2 separate regions of the Homo sapiens genome follow, and region 1 is linked to region 2. A link is an interaction called in ENCODE POLR2A ChIA-PET data of the cell type or tissue named here. Cell type or tissue: GM12878. All regions are shown on one strand. Links, peaks and the distances in the headings refer to the core of each region. The heading gives the core; the rest is flanking DNA.

Region 1 (11,021 bases), core at 4,632-8,631, 430 kb after region 2:
AAAACTTGAATTTGCCATATTCAAGTACTGCCTTGAATCCATGTGAATGAAGTGATGTGTAGGCATTGTATTAGGTATTAGAAGCAATCTAGAGATGATTTAAAGAATACAGGTATGCATAGGTTATATGAAAATATGCCATTTTATAACAGGGACTTGAACATCCTCAGATCTTAGGGGTAGGAAGAGATGTCCTGGAACTAGTCCCCTACAGATACCAACTATATTTATATCCTTTACCCATCAGGCTAGTATTTACAGAAATAAGTACTTAGAAAAAGAAAGACGGCTTTCCTGCTCTCCTAGTAAAGGCTCATTTTTATCCGGAGGCCTGTGTTTTCTTGTCCTCGTTATCTTTTTATAATTGTATATATTAGCATCTGCCAAATTATCTGGCTCCTGCTCTGTAATATCCTTAGCCTACTTTGCTGAGGTTAGTGAGAAAAAGTTAGAGTGGCTTGTGTTCACCTAGTCCTGAAATTAATGCATTGCATTTAGAAGTGTAATGTTTTCATTTGCTTAGACCTAATGTTTTCATTTGTGGCACCACCCATCTTATCTTGATAGGAGGTTAAATCTCATGAAAAATGTTTGATGTTCTATACTAACCTTTTTTTCCCCCCTTTTAACATTCTCTCTTGGGAATGAACTCATGTGCAATGATGAATAAGCCATCCTTGTGTATTTGGATAGTTTTTTCGTAGCCCAAGGTTAGTTTCCAGTTATTCAGTTCTGTTTATTAATTTGCTTGATATTTTCCTCTATGAACCAATCTTACCATTCCTCAGTTCATTTCATTAGCTCTTCTGTGTGTTCCTGTTCATGTGTACGTCCAATTAGCATTTCCTGATGCAGTATTCCAATTAACATAGTTATCAGGATTATACAGAGACAGAAAATACCTGGATGCTGACATGAGCTTTTTTCATTATTTTGTTGGATCAGTCTGTGGAGTAATGCTTTTCCAACCATTTTGGTATGATTACTTTCCAGGTTTCCTTATTTAATTGATAAGCCTTCAAATGGGTTTTTAATTTTTAATTAACTATTTACTTATTTTTCGAGACAGGGTCTCTGTCACCCAGGCTAGAGTGCAGTGACATGATCATGGCTCACTGCAGCCTCAACCTCCAGGGCTCAAACGATTCTCCTGCCTCAGCCTCCTGAGTAGCTGAGACTATAGGCCAGCACCACCACACTCAATTTTTAAAAAAATTTTTTGTAGACACTGGGCCTCACAATGTAGACACTGTGCCCAGGTTGGTCTCACATTTTTGGGCTTGAGTGAGCCTCCCACCTCCATCTCCTAAAGTGCCAGGATTATAGGGATGGAGCCATCATACCTGGCCCAAATAGTTTTTTTAGTGTTGACTGGATGTATTCATTTAAGTGAGGCTTAAACATAGAGTTTATCTTACTGTTTAATTAATGGTTTCTCCTCACTCCCTGGCAACTACTTATAACGTGAAAAATATGACTAAGATATTTTCCAAAATTAATATTTGAAAATGTGTTGTTAAGCTGATAGACTGCATTTTGAGTATGGAAGATAAGTTCACACCTTCTTGATTAAAAACAAGAACTGTAATGTAACTCCTGCCTCCCTTTTTAGAAATGACAGTCTTCTCTCAGTACAGAAATGATTGGCCAGTAAGAGTCTTATGAAATGAATCTGTTAGCCAGTTGCCGCATGTCACAAGTCTGAATTCAGGCCTTTCTTGTAGTTAGTTCCGGGGTTAGATTGGATTGTTTTAACACAACTTCTTCAAAAGATAGATAAAACACTTTCCATGTAGTACAATTTGGTATTTGTTGAGAGCCTAGTCCTCACTAGGGAATGTGCCAAGGGCATGTTCCTCTTAAATTCCAACCAGTTCCACCCTTGCGGGCAGATTTATTCCAGAGAGGATAAAGGACAGTGTCAGGGAAGAGTTTTATCATTTTAGCTAATTCCTTTAATGGAAGTCATCTTTCAGAATGTAAGTGCAATGTTTTCTTTTCAAATTATAGTTAAGAGTTCATGATGATTGTTGAGACTAGCAATTCCTTAAAAATCTCCTGTGCCCTGGAAATTCAAACCACAAATCAAATGTATCTCATGTTTTCTCAGGCATATTCTTTTCCAACAAGTGATCTCTAGGTTCAGTCCTTCACTCATTCAGCACATGTCTTCTGAGTCACCACGAAAGCCTGGCTCCAAGTGAGGGAAACAAGGTGGACTTGGTGTGCTTGTGTCCTTGGTCACAATGCTTACAGTCTCATATGGGAAACAAAACAAATATACAAGTTAGATTACAGAATAAGGAATGCCTAAGAATGTGTTCTAGCCCATAGAGCCAGACAGAATCATGTTCCATTCCTGCCTCTGTCCCTTCCTTCTACACTTGGACAAGTTACTTGATATGTATACATTTCCATTTCTTCATTATAAAGGGAAATAATTAAACCTATCATAGAATTGTTGTGAAGATTAAAATGAGATAATGTACATGAAGTGCTTAGTGCAGTGCCTGGCACATAAAAAGTGCTCAGTAAAAGTCAACCATTATTGTCATTTGGATGATTGGTTTAGCCAGTGAACTCTATAGGAGAAGGGAGCAAGCATTTAGGATTGGAGTTGTTATAGAAGGCTCTCTGGAAGGAAGTGAGCAAGACTTTAGAGAGGCAGAGAAGATGGGGAAGGTCACTAGGAAAGCCAGGGGCAGAAAGAAGCATTTAAAAAATCTGGGAGTGGCATCAGGCACAGTGGCTCACACCTGTAATGCCAGCACTTTGGGAGGCCGAGGCGGACGGATCACCTGAGGTCAGGAGTTCGAGACCAGCCTGACCAATATGATGAAACCCCATCTTTACTAAAAATACAAAAATTAGCCAGATGCGGTAGCATGCGCCTGTAATCCCAGCTACTTGGGAGGCTGAGACAGGAGAATCGCTTGAATCCGGGAGGCAGAGGTTGCAATGAGCCGAGATCACGCCATTGCACTCCAGCCAGGGCAACAAGAGCAAAACTCTGTCTCAAAAATCAAATAAAATCTGGGAGTGGAATGTTGATGATACATGAGACACAGTAAAAGCAGAGGTGGCTTTTAGAACACTAGTTTTCATCTGAATTATCCATCTAGATACTTTTGTGTGATGGGTATATTGGACACAGTCAAGACTCCCAGTTGAAGGCAGTGTTTCCTTGGGTAAGTCAGTTAACCAATTTTGAGTCTTCAGAGTTTGAGCAAAATAGGTTTATCACAAGAGTTTAAGATCATACAGTATGTGCAAAATTTGCAGTATTACACCTGGCACATAACTACTCATTAAAAGGCAGTGACTTCTGTGTTATTTATGCATTTATATATATTATCAAATACTTAACTCTGTGTCATGCCTGAGTTGGAAACCAGAGATTGAGTGATGAAAAAGATGATACAGTTCCAGCCCTCATAGAGCTGACAATCTAGTGGAAGAGATGAATAATTAAACAATGACAAAAGTGGGATATGGGATAAAAGAGAGCAAGCCAGCTGGTAAAGAGTATCAAGGCATAGGCCGGGCCCGGTGGCTCACGCCTGTAATCCCAGCACTTTGGGAGGCCAAGGCGGGCGGATCATGAGGTCAGGAGATCGAGACCATCCTGGCTAACACGGTGAAACCCTGTCTCTACTAAAAATACAAAAAATTAGCTGGGCGTGGTAGCAGGCGCCTGTAGTCCCAGCTACTCGGGAGGCTGAGGCAGGAGAATGGTGTGAACCCGGGAGGCGGAGCTTGCAGTGAGCCGAGATCACGCCACTGCACTCCAGCCTGGGTGACAGAGCGAGACTCCATCTCAAAAAAAAAAAAAAAAAAAGAGTATCAAGGCATATATAGGGACTCCATCCTAGGCAGGAAGAGCCTGGTCAAGCTTTGCAGAGAAAGCGAAGTCTAGTTAAGGGTTTCATGTCAACTTGGGGTTGAGATAGTCATTGCATGAATTTTTTAAAATTTAATTCTCTGTGTTGTAAAAAATTAAATTGGAATCTCTTGATACTGATTCACACTTTTTTTTTTTTAACTCAGAGCATCAATATTTTTATGCAGTGATAAAACAGGTAATTTGCATGTTAGAATTAGTAATGAAAGTTTACCAGAAAGTTTTACATAAATAAGGACATTTATTCATGTTTGAACAAGATTATTACTAATCTAAGTTATTAGCAATTGAGAACTGTTTAACTCTCTAGTTAAATAGGTTTCTTATTTAAATCTAACTCCTGGAGGGAGGTATTCACAAAGTAACACCATTCTGCTTTGAATTTGACTGTAACCTACAACAAGGGTCCTGACACAAATGCACTAAGACTTCTCTGTCTGGTGACCAGAGAATACAGTTTCAATTCCCTTGAAATACAGTTAAATCCCACTCCTGAAATAATCTGGAAAAAGGATACTGTAACTCCTCATATACCCAGGAGGTTGCCTTGGAAAAATTTAACAAATCATAGCATTTACACTTAAGAAATTAGGTACAGTTCCTGAAACAACAAATTTCATTTGGGTTTGTCCCACTCGTGAATGCACTTAACTGTATAAAGGTAGTCTATAGAAGTCAGGTCCAAAAAAATTAGGAAGAGGTTTTATTATTTTGAGAACATTCTAAAAACAAGTGGCTGATTAAAACTTTTTTTTATCTAAACATTTTAGGAAGATGATACTGTTTTCCCAAGTTAATACTTTGATTCTTAATTTTCTTCCTTATTTTTTCCCTCAATCTCCCGTAAGTTTTTTTCTCCCCATGTTCTCCTTGAAGTTAAAGTACTCCCAAAGATTTTAACTCCTTTCTTGCAGTCTTTTTTATTTTTATTTTCTTGAAAATAAGGTGAATATTTTATTCTCTTAACACAGTACGATTTACAGTGGAAGATACTGATAATTGTTGAAATATTTTCAGGTCTATTTTATTCCATAAATACATTTCATCTTCTTGATTGAAACACTTAAGGTGTTTATGACCAATATTTCTAATTTGGACAATAGTTCGGAAATTGTTTCGACAGGGTTGCCAGCTCTGAGGTGGATGCTCAGGACACCAAGAAATCAAAATGGTACCAGTAGAAGTGCAAGAATAACATGACCTCTTTTAGGTCATCTGTTTAGAGGAAGTCTATGAAAATGGACTCTGGAGAAGTAAAGAAACAAAAGAATGGGTACTCCATAGGCAGGGCAGCCCCAAGAGCTACTAGTTGGCTATTTTTCTAGTTATTAATTGATCATATGCTAAACAAGGGATGGCTTATTCATGAACTTTCTGGGGAAAGGGGTGGGCCATTCTCGGCCTTGAGGGTTCCTCCCCTTTTTAGACTATATAGGGATGGCTTATTCATGAACTTTCTGGGGAAAGGGGTGGGCCATTCTCAGCCTTGAGGGTTCCTCCCCTTTTTAGACTATATAAGGATGGCATCTTTCAGACATTGCCATGGCATTTGAAGGCTGTCATGGCACTAGTGGGAGTGGCTCTTAGCATGCTAATGCATTACAATTAGTGTATAATGAGCAGTAAAGATAACTGGAGGTCACTTTTGTGACCATCTTGGTTTTGGTGAGTTTTGGCCAGCTTCTTTACCGAATGCTGTTTATCAGCAGGGTCTTTATGACCTGTATCTTGTGATATCGGACCTGTGACCTCCAGTCTCATCGTGTGACTAAGAATGCCTAACCTCCTGGGAATGCAGCCCAGCAGGTCTTAGCCTCATTTTACCCAGCTCCTGTTCAAGATGGAGTTGCTGTGGTTCAAAGGCCTCTGACAACACTAGGACTAGGGGAGCTCTCACTCTCTTTCACTCTTTAAGGAAAAGAAATGTAGAAAGTGTATGCAAATCTTTTTCTATCCATTTAACACACACTTGAAATACTTGTAGGTTTGCTATAAGATGGCTGAGGGGATATAATTTTGGGCATAAAACTTCTGAAGTAAGTTTTAGAGCTAAAATGTTGAGCATTTTTGACTTTGTGGAATTTAAATTGTTAGTATCTTGTTCAAGTAGTTATTTTGCTAAAAATATGCACTGCCTAATCCAAGCTTAAAAAAGAAAAGATTTACATTTGTATGTCACTGAATGTAGGGTACAGTTTTAATCTGATTACGAAGTTGACTTTGGTATATGTTTTAGTAGTGATGATGTGGAACTAATTACATAGCAGCTTTTTACTGTTTTGCATTTCAAAGTCCTAGGTACAAAGATTCCTGGCTATTAGTAATTTCATTTACTGATATGTCAGTAATAGAATATTGTTTCGTTTTCATTTAATATACCTCTGAAACCTACTTTTTTTTTTTTTTTTTTTTGAGATAGAATCTCGTTCTGTCATCCAGGCTGGAGTGCAGTGGCGCAATCTTGGCTCACTGAAACCTCCACCTCCCAGGTTCAAGCGATTCTCCTGTCTCAGCCTCCCCAGAAGCTGGGACTACAGGCGCACGGCACCACGCCTGGCTAATTTTTGTATTTTTAGTAGAGATGGGGTTTCACCACGTTGCCCGGCTGGTCTTGAACTCCTGACCTCAAGTGATTCACCTACCTCAGCCTCCCAGAGTGCTGGGATTAGGGGTGTGAGCCACTGCCCCCAGCCTGAAACCTACTTTTAAAAAAGTGTCAGGGGAGGAAAAAAAAGCTTGATACTGTAGTTTAATAATAATGTTGATAAATATGTTTTTCCTCTTCTTGATAACTCATTTTTACTTTCTTGGATTTGACTTATTTTGTTTCTCTTTAATATCTGACATATAAAAACAAAGTTCACCCCTTATTTTTATGCTACCTTTGCATTGTAATAGATAAATACAGAGTTATAAGTTATGGGAAATTTTCAATGCCATTTTCTTAATTGTTGTGGTCTTTTGTTTGTGTAGCTTGCACCTTCTCTTCCTTTACAAGAAGATTTTGTTTATCACTGGAAGGCAATTACCCATTACTACATAGAGACTTCAGGTAAGGAACAATGCTGATATTAACTGAAAATTTGTGAAAGTTAAACAGAAAATTTGTGAAATACTAAAATATTTTTAAGTAAGTCTCCAAAGTTATTTTATATTTAAGTTTATAGACAATCTTATCTTTGTCTTTAAGATTCAGTCACTCATTTAAAAATATACCTGTTGAGCACCTACTACTGTGTGTCAGGCATTGTTGAGGCACTGGGGGATAGAACAGTCAGTCAAACAGACAACACTGCTGTCCTCACAGAGTTTATGTATTGATTGGGAGGAGGCAGACAGTATATAGACAAATATGTATAGTGTGTCAGATGATAAGCGTCAAGGGAAAATGAAGCAGGCTAAAGAGTACGTTGGGGTGGTGGGAGTGGACAGTTGGCTATTTTAGGTTAGAGAAAACCTCATTGCCCAATATGACTTGTGAGCTGAAATCTAAAGGATAAAGGAACCAAGCCTGCTAGATATCTGGGGGAAGGATGTCTCGGGAATGAGACCTAATTCACAAACCCTCAGGCCAGAGCATGTGGCACGCTTGGCACATCCCAGGAACTTTAAGGAAGCCAGTGTGGATAGAGCTTGAACATTCATTCTTTCTTGGAGCGTTTGTGTATATAAAGGCTACAATTATGGGGAAAACACATTTTTAAAAAGTAAATTACAAGTAAGCTTACAAATCGTCTTTTACTAGTGCTAGGCTACTCATTTTAGAATATGAAATGAGACATAACATTTCTTGAATTCTTTGTGCTAAGGACTGAGCTTTATTATTTCATTGAATTCATATAACAGTACTCACTAGTGTTTATTAGTTCCATTTTATAGTTGTTGGTGACTGATGCTTACATAGTTTGCACCAGTTCATCCAGCTGAAAGTGACAGAGCCAAGATTTGAATCCAAGTTGTCTAACTCCAGGGCCCATGCTTTTAACAACTGTCCCATACCATATCAAACTTGATACATATGTCCTCCTGAAAACAAAGGTGACCCTTCTCTATCCATTGTTTTCTCCATAAGGCTTAGTGTTATGGTTTTCTGTGTTAGTATACATACAGACAAAGCAGCATATCAGTACATAGCATACCAGAATTGTGTTGTTCAAACTATAGAAGTACAAAGTAAATGAAAATAGAGACATAAGTAAAGAATTTGGCACTTCCTAATGTATTTTGTATTTAAATGTTCTATAAAACTTCACATTTTTAAGAGTAATTTAACCTTAGTATAATAAGGATGGGTTGATAAAACCATGGGATGTTTGAGTCTAACTGTGATATGTTAAAAAATATCACTAAATTTTTATTTTATTATAAGAAATCAATAATATTTAATAAAAATTCTCCTGAGAAGCAACTTTGAAAAACAGATTTTGGAAAACAGCTATACGTTAATGAGAGATGTCAGTAATTTTAATAGAGGGTTTTCCTTTTGGCTTCTCATTGTAATAGAAGAAAATGAATTAAGGACATTAAGTGACAGATTTCCCAATCCTACAAAGTAACGTAGTAGCAATCCAAAACAGAATCTGTCCTCTTCATATATCCCAGGTTATTTGCCTTCATGTTCAAGGCCAACCTATTTCTATTTAAAGAGACTTAAAGTTCAGATCTTCTGAACTGGCTAAGTGAAAAAAAAATATTTTAATTATAAATACACATAGAACATTTTTGATGTGACATGTATTTTTCCTGGTCATGTTCCCATTTCCCACATAAATAGCTCTTATTTCTGAATTACTGTGGATAGATGAATGTTAGCTTATGGAATATATTTGAGATTTTTTTTTTTTTTTTTTTGAGATGGTGTCCCTCTCTGTCGCCCAGGCTGACGTTCAGTGGTGCGATCTCTGCTCACTGCAGCCTCCACCTCCCAGGTTCAAGAGATTCTCCTGCCTCAGCCTCCTGAGTGGCTGGAATCACAGGCGCCTGCCACCACACACGGCTAATTTTTTTGTATTTTTAGTAGAGAGGAGGTTTCACTGTGTTGAACAGGCTGGTCTTGGATTCCTGACCTCAGGTGATCCACCTGCCTCGGCCTCCCAAAGTGCTGGAATTACAGGTGTGAGCCACCGTGCCTAGCCATATTTCAGAATATTGATTCAGTTTTAGGGTAAGAATATGACAAAATGCATCATCTAAATTCTAGCAGAGATAATCATACTGTGTTTATAAACCTCACTTAAGTGTGTAGTTCAGATTTTTCTCAGTTTGAATAGGAAAAGGGAAATACAGAGTATTTTAGGTGCAAATATGCAGTTTAAAAATGTTTAAATATTTGATGAATGTTTTTTATTGTTTAGATGATAAAGCCCCAGTGACCGATACAAATATTCCATCGCATCTGGAACAGATGTTAGATATACTGGTTCAAGAAGAAAATGAACGGGAATCTGGAGAGACAGGGCCATGTATGGAATATTTGCTTCATCACAAGATCTTGGAAACATTATATACCTTGGGGAAAGCTGATGTAAGTTCCTGATCCACACCATGTTCTTGGGCATTAGTACATGCATTAATGTCTTACGAATAAAGAAGCTGCCAAATACTTGATTATAAAGGTACATATTGAACATGGCAGGATTCAAGTTAAGATTGTAGAAAAAAGAAAATTGTGTAGCCTATACAAATATGTCCATAGAGATAGAAAGATTCCAAACACTCTAGACAACAACTTGTACTTGGCTGCTTAGAATTCCAATGTAAACATTTATGAAAATAAACTCAAGTACGTGAGCTCAGAATAAAAAAAAGAGATAGAAGGAAGTCAGTTAAAATAGGATTGAAAAATAGGAATTATTTGTCATAGTCCTGGAAGAGAATGTCACTGATGATTTTGACACTAACTAAACTGTTAAGTGGAGCCAATTTATATTTTTTAGGCCTGATGAATTTTGAAAAATCTTTACAAAGCTGAAATTGTGATATCAATAATATTTTATATTCCAAAACCTTCAAATTACTTATAGAGACAAGTTTTCCAGCCGTGTGGCCGAGTAAGGGAACGGGAGAGCCTTGGGTTCAGATTAGGGGGCCAGGCTTCCAGTCCTGACATCATTATTCACACACTGTGACCATTGTAAGTCTCTTTGGTTAATCTTCCTCCTCTTTAAAATCCAGGAAGTGTTTGCTAAGGGGCCTCCCCAGCCCTAAAAGTCTATATAGTTCTGTGAATTTCTATGATATATGTGAAAAAAATTAGGCTAAAACAAAAGAAACCTGTAGACACATTTTTATGACAGAGAGATATGAATAGTAGCATGCAAGATGATTTCCTTTTGTCTGTCTGTAATACTCTAATTTACTTTTAAGTTAAATTCACTCAATTTATGTTTTTTAGGCAACACACCTGCTCTCTAATATTCTGCAACTCATTCTCCTCCTCCTTTTTCCTGTCCTTTGGAGAGAAGGATTGTTAATAATAAATTGATTAATTGATTTTTGAGCAGAAGTTAGTAATTGTACGTCTAGTAAATTTATTTTAATACAGGTGATTGTAAATATAATTTAGTGGTTTATCTAAATAATGTAAAGTATTTGCTAGCTTAAAAATATTGTGCATAAGATTATAGTTTATACTATTTCCAGATAACATGTCTATGATGATGCTTTGGAAATACTTATTTTGTAACTGTATTTGAAATGTGAAGCAGTATAAGCAGCTTAATTAAGGAAGTTAACCTTGTTAATTCATACTCTCTTAATCTGCAGTGTGAGTGATCATTGGGTTTACCTACTTTTCAGCAAATACTTAAAACAACTGGCATGTTACAAAAACTAATTTATTAAACATTCTTTGCCTATTATAATCATAATGTAAATAATTTGATTTATATTATGATTATAATAGGCAAAGAATATTTACAGTTGACCCTTGAACAACATGGGTTTGAACTGTGTAGGTCCACATATAGGCAGAATTTTTGCAACCAAACATGGATGAAAAATATAGTATTTCCAGGATGCAAAACCTGTCTATGCAAAGGGCTGAATTTTCACATATGTGGGTTCCACAGGGCTGACTACCAGAACTGAGTGAGTGCAGATTTGGGTATAATCGTGTATA
Region 2 (11,021 bases), core at 4,421-8,420:
CCTGAGGATTGTGGAAGATGTCATTTCTTGCAGCAGGCCATGAGAAGTGACACCCTTTAGGGCTTGAGGAAGCAGCAGGGGCCACAGTGAACAAATTCCATTGAGGCCTGCACTTCTAGGAGGGAGTAAGATACTGAGAATAAGCCCCAGTTTCCCCACCCTGACTCTGAGGTCACCAGCCCCTCCTGGGAGAAGCCTGAAATTCAAGCCACGGCTATTTGAAATGAGAGCCTGAGACCACCAGAGGCCTGGGGACCAGGAGAGAGTTGGGAGGGTCTGACTCTATCCTCTGTGTCTTTCTGGCCTCAGGTTCTCAGTGGGAATCCCTTCTTTGGACTCAAGATCCAGGAGACCTGGAGACCTGAATGGAAGTGGTAGAAAGAAACAGAGTGAAAAAGTGGGAGAAAGTCAAGAGGGGAACAAAAGAAGAGAGGGGAAGAAGAGAGGGAGGGAGAGAGGGAGGGAGGAAGCAAGAGATGCAGGTGCAGGAGCCAGCGTGAGCCTGTGCGTCCAAGAGGCGTCCTGAAGCACCCACAACTCACACTTGTGTGTGTGGTTTTGAGATCCACCCTTCCTGCTTTGCCCCAGGCTACTTTCAGAACATCTGGGATATTACCGACTTGAACCAGAGACAAGCTTCCACCGACTCCTGGGAGACATGAGTCTCACCCAGCTCAAGTACCTGCCCCTGCTCTCTCAGGAGATTTCCAGGGGCTCCAGACATCTGGAACCGTCACAGCACAACTGTGTCACAGCCATACAGAAACCGTGCTTGACCACCATGCACGCCACGATCCTCAGCCACAATTCCGGTAACATCAACGGTAGGGACCCCATCTCTAAAACATGCCAAAGACATGTGATCCAACTCTGCCATGTCAGTCAAGGACCAGCTGCCCTGCACTAGGCAGTCAAGCAGTAGGTGCCACTTCACCATCCTTTATTCTCCCTAAGTGTGCAGGAAACTGCCAAGCAGAAGCCACAGAGGGCTTCTGTTAACTGTAGTACCTAATGTTGGTGTTCATCTTTATTCAAAGAATGTGCTAGAATTGGGTGCCGCAAAAGTCCTGACAATGCAAAGGGCGGTAGGGTGTTGACCATTGTGAGCTGATAAGGAGTCTAGGATAGTAACAGAATATTTGCCTCCAAGGAGACCCAAGACCATGAAGATGGCCCAAGCAAACTTGCCACCCAGTAGGTCCCAGCTCTGATACCGGGGACACGAAGCACCCTAGAAGAGTTCCTTCCAAAAGGACCACATTTGAATTTTAGTAAATCAGTTCAATATGTTCTAGGACTGTGGGTATTAAATAAAAGAAGTCAGTGAAACCTCCAAACAATAAGCTCATTCAACAATCTTTTTTTTCTCCCCCCATCTGGGGACTTGAATACAGTGAACATGAATAAATCCTGTTGTATAAAAACTGGGGGAGAAAAAAACGGGGGGTGGAGGATGGAAGGAAATGGCAGGATTCCCACTTGTTGGGCTAACAAGAAGGCTAAGACAGTCCCCTAAACCCAAACAGATGCCAGTGTGCCCAGGCAGCCCAGGGGAGATTGTGGCAGAGGTGTGCAGCCCAGGGAAGGAAACATCTGGAATCCCCCACTCATAAGCTCCCAGCTTCTCCCTTGCACTCAAACCAGACGCGGGCCTTGGGGCTGCCCCAAACCCGACCCTTCTTAGGTAGACCAGCCACAAGCCAGGCCTGACCCTGCATCAGGGAAATTTCACTTCAAATATGCACAAAAACACTGCCTGCCTCTCTAACATCAATGCTTTCCCCCAACAAAACTAAGACAATTAGAACTAAGGATTGCACTGGCTATGAGTCTGTAATTCTTCCAGAAAACCCTGGAACAGGTGGAAGAGACCTGCCTTTGTGGGTGACTAGTGGCTTGGATGTGTTTGTGATTTTAAAAAGTTGCATGTGGGAAATTCTCCTGTATAATTCATGGTTGAACATGACCTCAGCCCATGTAGTCCTCACGGATGGAAGTTCCACAGCCTTCCAACAGGCTGTGCTTAATAGAGATGCAGACACAGACCCAGCTTCCCAGGGTACAGAGCCAGACAAAATTCACCTGAAGAACAGGCAAATTCAACATGGGCTTTGATTAAAAAACAAATAAATAAATAAAAAGGAAAACACCAAGATCTTAAGAGTCCATTCAGATCACCCAGAGTGATACTTCTTCCTTCTTGGGGACTTCCACATCCTGTCCGCTGGCCTGGTGCAGTGACGACTGGTAATTCTGCCCTTGCATCAGAAGGCTTCTCCTTGTCTAGAAATAAGAGGACTGATTCTTTACATCAAATGCGACTGGGTGTGTTATTTCGATAAATCATGGGTTCTTCCCCTCAAAATCAATCCTAGCTAGCATAGACAAGCAGGACTGCCAAAAACAAAAAGTCAACCAGGAAATAATTATCCTGCAGACTTGATTACTCAATTCTAATACAATAACTTTATTGGTAGAAAAAAAAGACTTGCAGACAGGCTGCCAAAGCCAGTACATTAGATCCATGTGTGGGTAGCAGCAGAGTTCCCAGGGTGGGAACCTGAGTCTAATGCTCTTATATTCCATGGTCCTCCTGGGCTTGTTGGCTGCCTGGCCTTTAGGGGAGCTGCTTTTGCCTTTTCTCTAAACAGAGGGAGAGCTTCCACTATCACACTGATTGTGCCTAATGAAAAAGTCTCTGGCATTTAGGATGTCATCAGGCATGAGCCCTTGGCCTTTTTGTTTTGTACCAAATTTCTCACCCTTTTCTGCTGCATACACCTCCAGAACCATTGCAGACACACCCACACCAAGACTCAGTTGCTAATTACAACCCATGATACCCAACCTTGACCTTGAACCTTCATCTTATACCACAGCATCACAACTGCTAGAGTGTTTTTAAAAGTCAGCTTTATTGAGGTTAATTTACACACAGAAAAAAAAAAAGCCCTTTTAACTACACAGTTCTGAATTGTGACAAGTATGTATGGCTGTGTAACCACTACCAAAATGAAGATACTGAACATCTCTATCATTCCAAAAATTTCCCTCACGCCCTTTGTGGCTCACGCCTTCCCCCAGTCCCAGTCCTGGCAACTACTGATCTGTTTCCCTATAGTTTTGCCTTTTCCAGAAAGTCATATAAATAGAATCATTCAGTGTGCAAGCTTTTGAATCTTGAATAGCAGTATGCTTCTTTCACTTAGCATACTGGTGTGTATCACTAGTGGTAAGTTACGATCTGCCAGTTTTTAAGCCTTGGACTTTCACTTTCTTGTCAAAGAGACAAAATAATTGGTTCCAGCTCATGTTTGCTATGGAGAAATCAAACTCTTGATTCAGAAACTTTTACTAAAGCTTAGGTCCGGTAATAGGGCAACTCACCATCTCAGTTTGCCCAGGACTAAGGGGATTCCTGGGACACCAGACTTTCAGTGGTAAAACCAGGAAAGTCCCAAGCAAGCCCGGAAGGCTGGTCATTCAATTTGGGAAAGCTACCTCCAAGGGTAGGACTGTACATTCACCCAGCTTGGATTCTTCCTGGTACACAGTGGTTGCTGTCTCTGAGCTAACAGCTGGCTAGCCTCTCTTGCTTTAATCTCCAGCAGAAGGCTGATTTGCAGTGTGCTGGGGCTGAGCTTCCGTACAAGCTCACCACAGTCCACCAGGACTGTATCTGCCTTTGAAGTCCTGGGAGGAGCTCCAGGAAGTGAGAAGAGAACTCAGGGGCCTGCTTAGAAAACAGCAGAACAGGATTTCTACTGGCATGGGTGCCTCTCCCCACTCCTCCCTAATACCAGACTCCCCTGAGAGATGTGAGATCCGTGTTCCCTGGCCTCACTGTGTTTTTGCATCAGTCCAATGCAACGCGTCCAGGGGGAGGCAGGCTCCTCCTGTTTTTCTACACATTCTCCCTTCTCCCCGCTCAATGCAGTTTGTGGTTAGTTTGTTTTTTGAAACTAACTGGGGAGAATATGAGAGTCGAGTGATAGAAAATTAGGAAAGGGCTCAAAGCTACTATTTGAATTTAAGGGTCTCTCCTATGTGGACTTAATGAGACATCAGAGAAAAGTCAGGCAGGGCTAGGATGTAGCTCTACACATAACAAATGAGCAGTTCGTCACCTATCTCTTTCTCCACTGACATGAAGAATACACAGATGCTATCTCTGAGAAGCTAGGATGCCTAGAGGCTGAGAAGCCCCAACTTATATCTCCCAACAGCATTGAAAAGCACACAGTGGGCAGAGCCCAGTGAACTGTGAAAAGGCAGGAACTGGTGGGATCAGAACCACATGCCAGAGGTTTCAGGGTATCTGCTCCCCTGCGTTAATTTAACATTCTCTTTCTCAAAGTCTTTACCAATAGCTCTTACAAGTTATTCCACCAAGTGGCCTGCAAGGTAGATTAGTAATCATTATTCTCACTCATACAGATGAGGAAACAAGGCTGAGAAAGATTAATTGACTTGCCCAAGGTCGCATAGCGAGTTAGTGGCAAAAGCCAGATTAGAATCCCGAGCCCCTGAGTGCCCAGGCCGGTGCCCAGCTCCTTGATCTCCCTCAACCATCCACCCAGAGCATGGGCAGAGCCAGGTCTGCACCCTCGGGAGCCCTGGAGGCCAGGTGAGCTGCTGCAGAGGGCACAGACAGGCTCATACTCACACGCAGAAACCTGCCGGATCCTTCTCTGTACCACCAGACAGCAACACCCCTGTGCTGGAATAGACAGAAATAAGGCTCAAGTCGGGAAAGCCAAGGGTGGCCACTGTGGGCTTTCATCTCCATTTCTGGAATCTGCCTTTGAGATTTTGCTTCATTTCTTTTTGTGAACCAGGTCTGTTCTCCAGAGCTAGAGCACGGGAGAATATGTGATCTCTTTGCCTGGAATTTGTTCATTTCCCCACTCCCCAATCATGTCCCAGATACCCACTATGCAGCTGGCAGTGTGCCAGGGGCTGGAGAGGGACATAAGGAAAGACAAAGTCCCTGTCTTGAAGGAGTTCAGCCTGGCAGGGAAACAAACATAGACATGTACAATTATTAGACAAATGTGACACTAATTCCACAAATATTTGTTGCCCACCTGCGATGTGCTAGGCATTAATGAGGCTATCCCAAGAGTAATGAGGGTACACAGTGGGAGTCAGGGGAGGCTTCCTGGATGAAGAGACATGTGGGCTAGGTCCTGAAGATTGAGGAGAGTTTAACTGAGCAGGTAGTCCCTCCCTGGCTGAAGGGACACCGATAAGGAATGAATTTGAAATTGCTTTGAGCACTTCTTTCCTAAATAAATCCTTGAAAAGGAATTCTACCCTTTTAGAGACTCAGTTCTCAGGGATATTATATCCTATTTCTGACTGTCTGGACTGTTGCTTAATCTCTGTAGGCCTCAGTTGGCCTGTCTCTCAAATGGGAGTGAATAATGGTCCGTGTTGCAGAGGGTGGCTCTGGGCTCGATGAACAATCTTTGGAGACACGGTCACACAAAAGTCCTTGAGAAATGAATTCCTCACATGGCCTACGGCATTCTCTTTCCCACTAAGTCTGCTACTCTCCAGCTCTCAACAGGAAATTGGTTTTATTTATAAGAATCACAATCCTAAACTGACCTTTGCTGGGCTACCCACCCACATTCCCTCCCTCATTTCCCTCTCCTCCCCAAGACACATCCTCTCTCCAAAGATTCCTCAGTGACCACAGAACAACTAGCATCGAAGAACCATTGGAAAGTCAGATAGAGGAACACTGCGAACACTGGAGGTTGTTTTCCAGATGGGGAAACTGAGGCCTGGAGAGCTCAGCAGTTTGCCCAAGGAAATGAAGCCTGTGGGTCTCCAGGTTCCTGAGCCACTACTTTCTTCATTGCACCATGACTGCCTTCATGTCTCAGCCAGGGCTCTGGACAGAAAAAGCCATCCTCCCTTGGCTTGAGGAAAGTCTCCCTTCTCTGAATGACAGAAGCCTTTAAAGAAACATTTCCCGTTATGAAAGGGAATTGGAAGAAAACTGGCACAGCTTCCTCAGCTTTGAAGCTCCTTGGCCTTTCCTGGCCCTTTAATTGTGCTGGAAGCAGCCCAGCTCGCAGGGCTCCTACCCCTTCAGAAGAGAGGAAGGGCCCAAAGCAGAATTCCCCCACTCTGCTTGGCCTTTCAGCACCAAAAGTGACCTCTCAGTATTTCTGTTTCAGACCATTTCATTGCCACATCATCCAGGGCTCCCACGCAACTTCAAAGTCAGGGAGCTCAGGGTCAAGTACAAGGAGCAAACCCTGAGCTTAGGATTTTAAGCACCACATTTGAGATCGTTTTTAAGCAACGTTCCCATAGCCTTTTAAAGCCTCTAATAGCTGAAGGTGATTACAGTAGATTTCTGCAGGTATTACAAGATTTGGTTAAGGCACATCGTGTGAGTATCGGGGGGGCATCCCTTTCACCCCACACTTGCTTTTACTTTTCCAGGTGAGGAAAGTGTATATAAAATTACTGATCTTTTTTGCTCTTTTGACATTTCATGTTTTTTGGAGGAAATTTGGTTCCCAACTTTGGCTGCATATTGGAATCACCTGAAGACCTTTAAAAAATACAATGCCCAAGCTGTACCCTAGACCAATTAAATCAGAATGTCTTGGGTGGGGCCTTTACATCCATATTTTTGAAAGCTCCACAGATGATTCCATGCACAGCAAAGGTTTAGAACTACTGCCTTAGATAGAACTTCAACACAAAAAAACCTGAGTTCGTAGGCATTGAAAAATAACAAATACAGATGATTCCTGAAGGTAGCATGCCCATCTCTTTTAATTTGCTTTTCTTTTCCAGACCTTCCCTGACCACAGATCTCAGGATTCCCATATAAACTTTGAAGTAGTATTTTACTGGATTGACTCTTTGCAGTTCATATCTGCCTCCAATGCCCTAGAGCTAAGCGGGGGGACTGGATGATCAAATTCAGAAACAAAAGAACCGCAGAAAAAGAATAATAACACTTTCAACCAATTACTGTGATCTAAATTGAAGCTGAATATCTCAACCAGGCCCATCTGTATCCAAGTATGATGCAATTTCAGGAAGCTTCGGCATGGATGTTCCAAGCACAATCCACAGATAGTAGGTCAGTCACATTTGGCCCAGACCCACTCACCAGCTGGGAGAGCAGTCAGAACCAGAATGCGTGACCACACTGGGTGAGTTCAGCCAATGGGCTCATGCACAGCGATAAAAGGATGCTCTTATGAGAGTCATAAATATGTAAACACATAAGGATGGGAACCTTCTCAAAGCACCCTGTAGGATTTGGCCCCACATCCTGACATTTGCGAGAGCCTTACTGCTTATACAACGCCAAAGAGATTCACATACAAGACATAGCCATTTTACCATCGCTATTTATGGCAACTCTCATAAAAGTGCCATCTCTCTAGGAAGGGACTCCCACATACTCCCCGATCCCTTATTTTTGCTTGGGTGAGTCATGGCTATCTAGCAGAAATCTTGGAAGGGACTGGGAAGAAAGTCTGGAAGTGTCTCTGCAACAGGCATGTCACATGGGTGATATTCCAACCACCCATCATCTCCAGACCTCACTTTACATCCTACAAGACAATGGAAAATCCACTCAGAGCCCAAAAATGATAGGCTATTTTTGGAGGATGTACAATATATATAACAAGCAGGCTAAGGAACATGGAAAGACAATTTCTCCTACATGAACTGCTTTATAAGATTTGCAAATTAGAGAAAACATTTTGAGACTCTGAAGACAGCCATGAGGCATTTCCACCTACCTGAGAGAGGGAGAGCTCAAAATTGGAAGTACAGAAACAGAATGAAGAGGCATTTAAATAACACATTTAAAAAGTGTCACACACAATAAGAATTTTTCTTTACAGTTTTTACTTAGGCTCCAGGAGCCCAACTAAATAAACCTGCTTTTTCCGTTTAACTTTGTTGTTTAAACCACTATTCCTAGTTATTCCAATAACTATTCAATCTCAACTTTAAGAAGATGGCCCCAGTCTCTGAAAAGCAAGAAGAGACTACCGATTCTAGTCAGTCACACTGGTTAATCAGAGATGGGCTTCATTTTGCATTTTGCATAGAGGAACTTTTCCATTTAAAGGGTGTTCAAAGCACAACTTATCTGCCTCTCAGGAGAATGGGGAATTCTATATCCTGGGGCTAGGGGATCCCCAAATTCCTCAGTGAAAGGTGTAGTAAACCTATTAGCAGCATGACACCAGCGAGACAAAATAAAGATTTTTCTCATGAGTCAAACACTGGAATTTGAGTTGGATTAGCCTCTGAAACCTAGATAATTCTCAGGTTTACCCACTTATCACTCTGTGTCTGGTTTACTGCAAAATGATCAGGCAGATACATGTGTTACCAAAAACATAAGCACCCTGACCTGGAAACGAAGTTCCCTTCAGTTGGCAAAAACTGATCCTCTTCGAGGGTGGGAGGATTTTAAGCTCCTGAGAGAGAAAGATAACTAAGAAGACTTTTATCAGGTCAAGGGCCAAGTCAAAAGTTATTAATACAAAAGCCTTCTGAGAATAACGGGACATTTTGAAAGACCCCAAATGTGATTTGCCCTGATTTAGAGAGATTAATATGCTGATTTGAGAAAGTAGCTTGCAACCTACAACTAACACCACCCCCACCCCCATACACACACCCCAGCTTTGCAAGTCAGGGAGCTGGAAGGCACCCCAGAGGCCAACACTTCCTGTCAGGCTCAACTCAAGGCCTGAATTCCCAGAGAGGGTCCCTCCCGAAGGGCGGAGGGGCCCCAGTAGGGGAGGGAGTGCAAACGGCCATGTTACAAGGAGCAGGACTGTGGCTTCCTCAAGTGTCTGAGACAGCATAAGCGCGCATTCAGTCATTCAAGCACAAAACTGACGTGATCCCAGTAGAATTTGAGAAGAAGAAAACCACCGGGTTAGAAATGCGAGAGAAGCTCCAGGGAGGGTTCACAGAAAGAAATCAAAGGTGGCCAACTCCTTTAACCCTGTCCCCCACGCCGGCTCCCTGCTGTCGGCAAAGACCCTTCCTGAATATATGAAGCTCTGTCTGGGACTTGGATCTTTTGCCTTCACCAGTAACCAGGCTACCCAGATGAGAAAAAGCAATGGGAAAGTGAAAGACAAGACTACTTTAGGGAAGCCGGTCCCAACAGGTCCCTTTATGTCAGTTTCAGGGATCAGAGCCCTCCGGGAGTGAGATTCCTGGGAATCTGAGCGTTCTCTTTTTATTACTCTCTCCCAGGGGAAAACAAATATAGAAGCAGCATTTCCTCCCGCAGGTTTGGCGGAGACCGGTCCAGCAAAAGAGAAGGCAAGAGGCTTTTCCAAAGGGAAGGGGTCTGCAGGAGGATGGGGGAGGGGGGAGCGCCCGCAGGGTTCCTCTTAAGGGGCAACTCCCTGTACTCCCTTTTCAAAAGAACCGCAATCGAGACTTGTAGACCAGCTCCGAGGCTCCGAGTGTGGGTGCTAAGCTGGGCGTCCGGCGCACCCGGGACGGCCCGCCCACCGGGGTTTGGCGGAGATCCTGGCCCCCGCCAAACCCAAAGCTCGCCCAGCTGCGCACTGAGCTAAGCCCTCGGGTCCGGACGCCTCCAGGAGCTCCACCTGCCGGGCACTCCATTCGGCCCCCGACCCTCGCATCCCTCCTTTCTTGGTGTGGGGGAGCAAAGAAGGGCTTGGAGAGAAACGATGACCCGAACGGCAGGACGTTTGGGGAGGCCCCACCTAGCCCGGGGAGGGTCTGCGCGCCCACTCCACTGCCCAAGCGCTTTGCCGGGAGCAGGAAGCCCCTAGCCCGGCGGGCGCCCGGGAGAAAGGACTCAACAGCCCGACCCTTTGCCCCCAGCAGCTCAGCACGGTTCCCACCTTCTTCGGGGCTTCCTCGGCCCCAGGCATCTTTCCTGTGCGGCGGGACTGAGGGTGGAGTGGGGTGCCGGGCTCACCCTCTCTCCTGCAACAGGTGAGAAGCCCCGCCACGCCCCCCACTGACGACCCCCTCCTTCCGCGCCCGGGAGGATCAAAGGGCTCGGGCCGCAGCAGCCACCTAGGAGCCCACCCGCCCAGTCCGCGGCGCCGCTGTCGCCCCCTCTTAGGCCCAGGTCCGGGCTGGGTGGGGGCAGTGGGCTCTGCTTATCCCGAGTCCTGGCAAGACGAGTCCTAGCCCTGCCCTCCGCGTCGCTGGGCGAAAGGGAGTGGGTGTGCGCCGCGCGAGGAACCCGCGCCCTCACCTTTGTACCGCTCCATCGGGGCCACGGAGTGCGCTCCTCGCGGCTCGGCTTCTGCGCTGCTCTCCCGGCGCTCGGCTCAGCGCCCAGGCCGCCGCGCTGGCCCCTCCCCGTGAGGTCACGCTCGCGGCCGGACCTCCTGGCGGGGCCGCCGCGCCCAGGGTCCTCGGACCTGGCCCCCGCCAGGGCTCGCCCCCAGCGCCCCTGTCCCAGCGCCCCTGTCCCAGCGCCGGAGAACTCCGGCCCGCCGAGGCTGACAGTCGGCTCTTGAGTCGGTGCGCGCCCGCGGCCCCGCTCGCCGCCCCCGGCCGCCTTGGCACTCCCTTCACGTCTTGACTCCGGGGGCGTCGAGAGGGAACGAGACTGGGACGTTCCCAAACTCTGGGGGAGGCTCCGGGAGGCCGGGCTTGGGTGGGCCTCCAAGATTGTTCCCACACCCCTGCCCGCTGCAAACCCAATGCCTGGAGGAGGAGACCGAGGTCCAAGCTAGGAGGTTGAGACTGGCTTAGAGCTCCTCGCGCTTGGCTCCCGAGCCAGCGCGCTTTTGCCCTAGGCCTTCCTGGAGGGGCGAGGAGGGCAGCGGGGCGGGCAACCAAACCTGCTCCGGGTTCTTTGGGGATTGCTCCCACTCTCTTGGAACCTCTCTGGGCAGCCGCTGCCAATCGCGCACACTTCAGGGTGTGTGAAAACATCTGCTTGCTGCTTTCTACCTGAATTTCCAGGGCCAACGCCACAAGTCAGGGAGTGCCGTTTCCGGGGCGCCCAGTAA

What was found. ChIA-PET counts read pairs that join two places held together with the same protein. Peaks named below come from ENCODE experiments on the same cell type or tissue, not always from the same donor. Only the 100,000 strongest peaks of a DNase experiment are listed, where the experiment ranks them.
Region 1: POLR2A ChIA-PET joins it to region 2 with 7 read pairs; 2 of 35 experiments call an interaction of 5 or more read pairs at or near these places.

What each region holds. Positions count from the first base shown.
Region 1 is chr10:114,823,978-114,834,998 of GRCh38, forward strand. FHIP2A (FHF complex subunit HOOK interacting protein 2A) reads left to right here. Exons shown (of 17, transcript NM_020940.4): 2 at 6,875-6,953; 3 at 9,256-9,425. Among named protein-coding and RNA genes, the nearest start is that of FHIP2A, 7.7 kb to the left of the region's middle. RefSeq lists an enhancer at 6,272-6,381. In GM12878, for the core only: no CTCF peak of the experiment used is centred there; no DNase peak of the experiment used is centred there; H3K4me3 peaks cover 1,105 bases; H3K27ac peaks cover 2,177 bases.
Region 2 is chr10:114,394,185-114,405,205 of GRCh38, forward strand. AFAP1L2 (actin filament associated protein 1 like 2) reads right to left here and starts at 10,318. Exons shown (of 19, transcript NM_001001936.3): 1 at 10,256-10,318. The coding sequence starts at 10,271. RefSeq lists silencers at 9,473-9,522, 10,320-10,399 and an enhancer at 10,353-10,853. In GM12878, for the core only: no CTCF peak of the experiment used is centred there; no DNase peak of the experiment used is centred there; H3K27ac peaks cover 188 bases.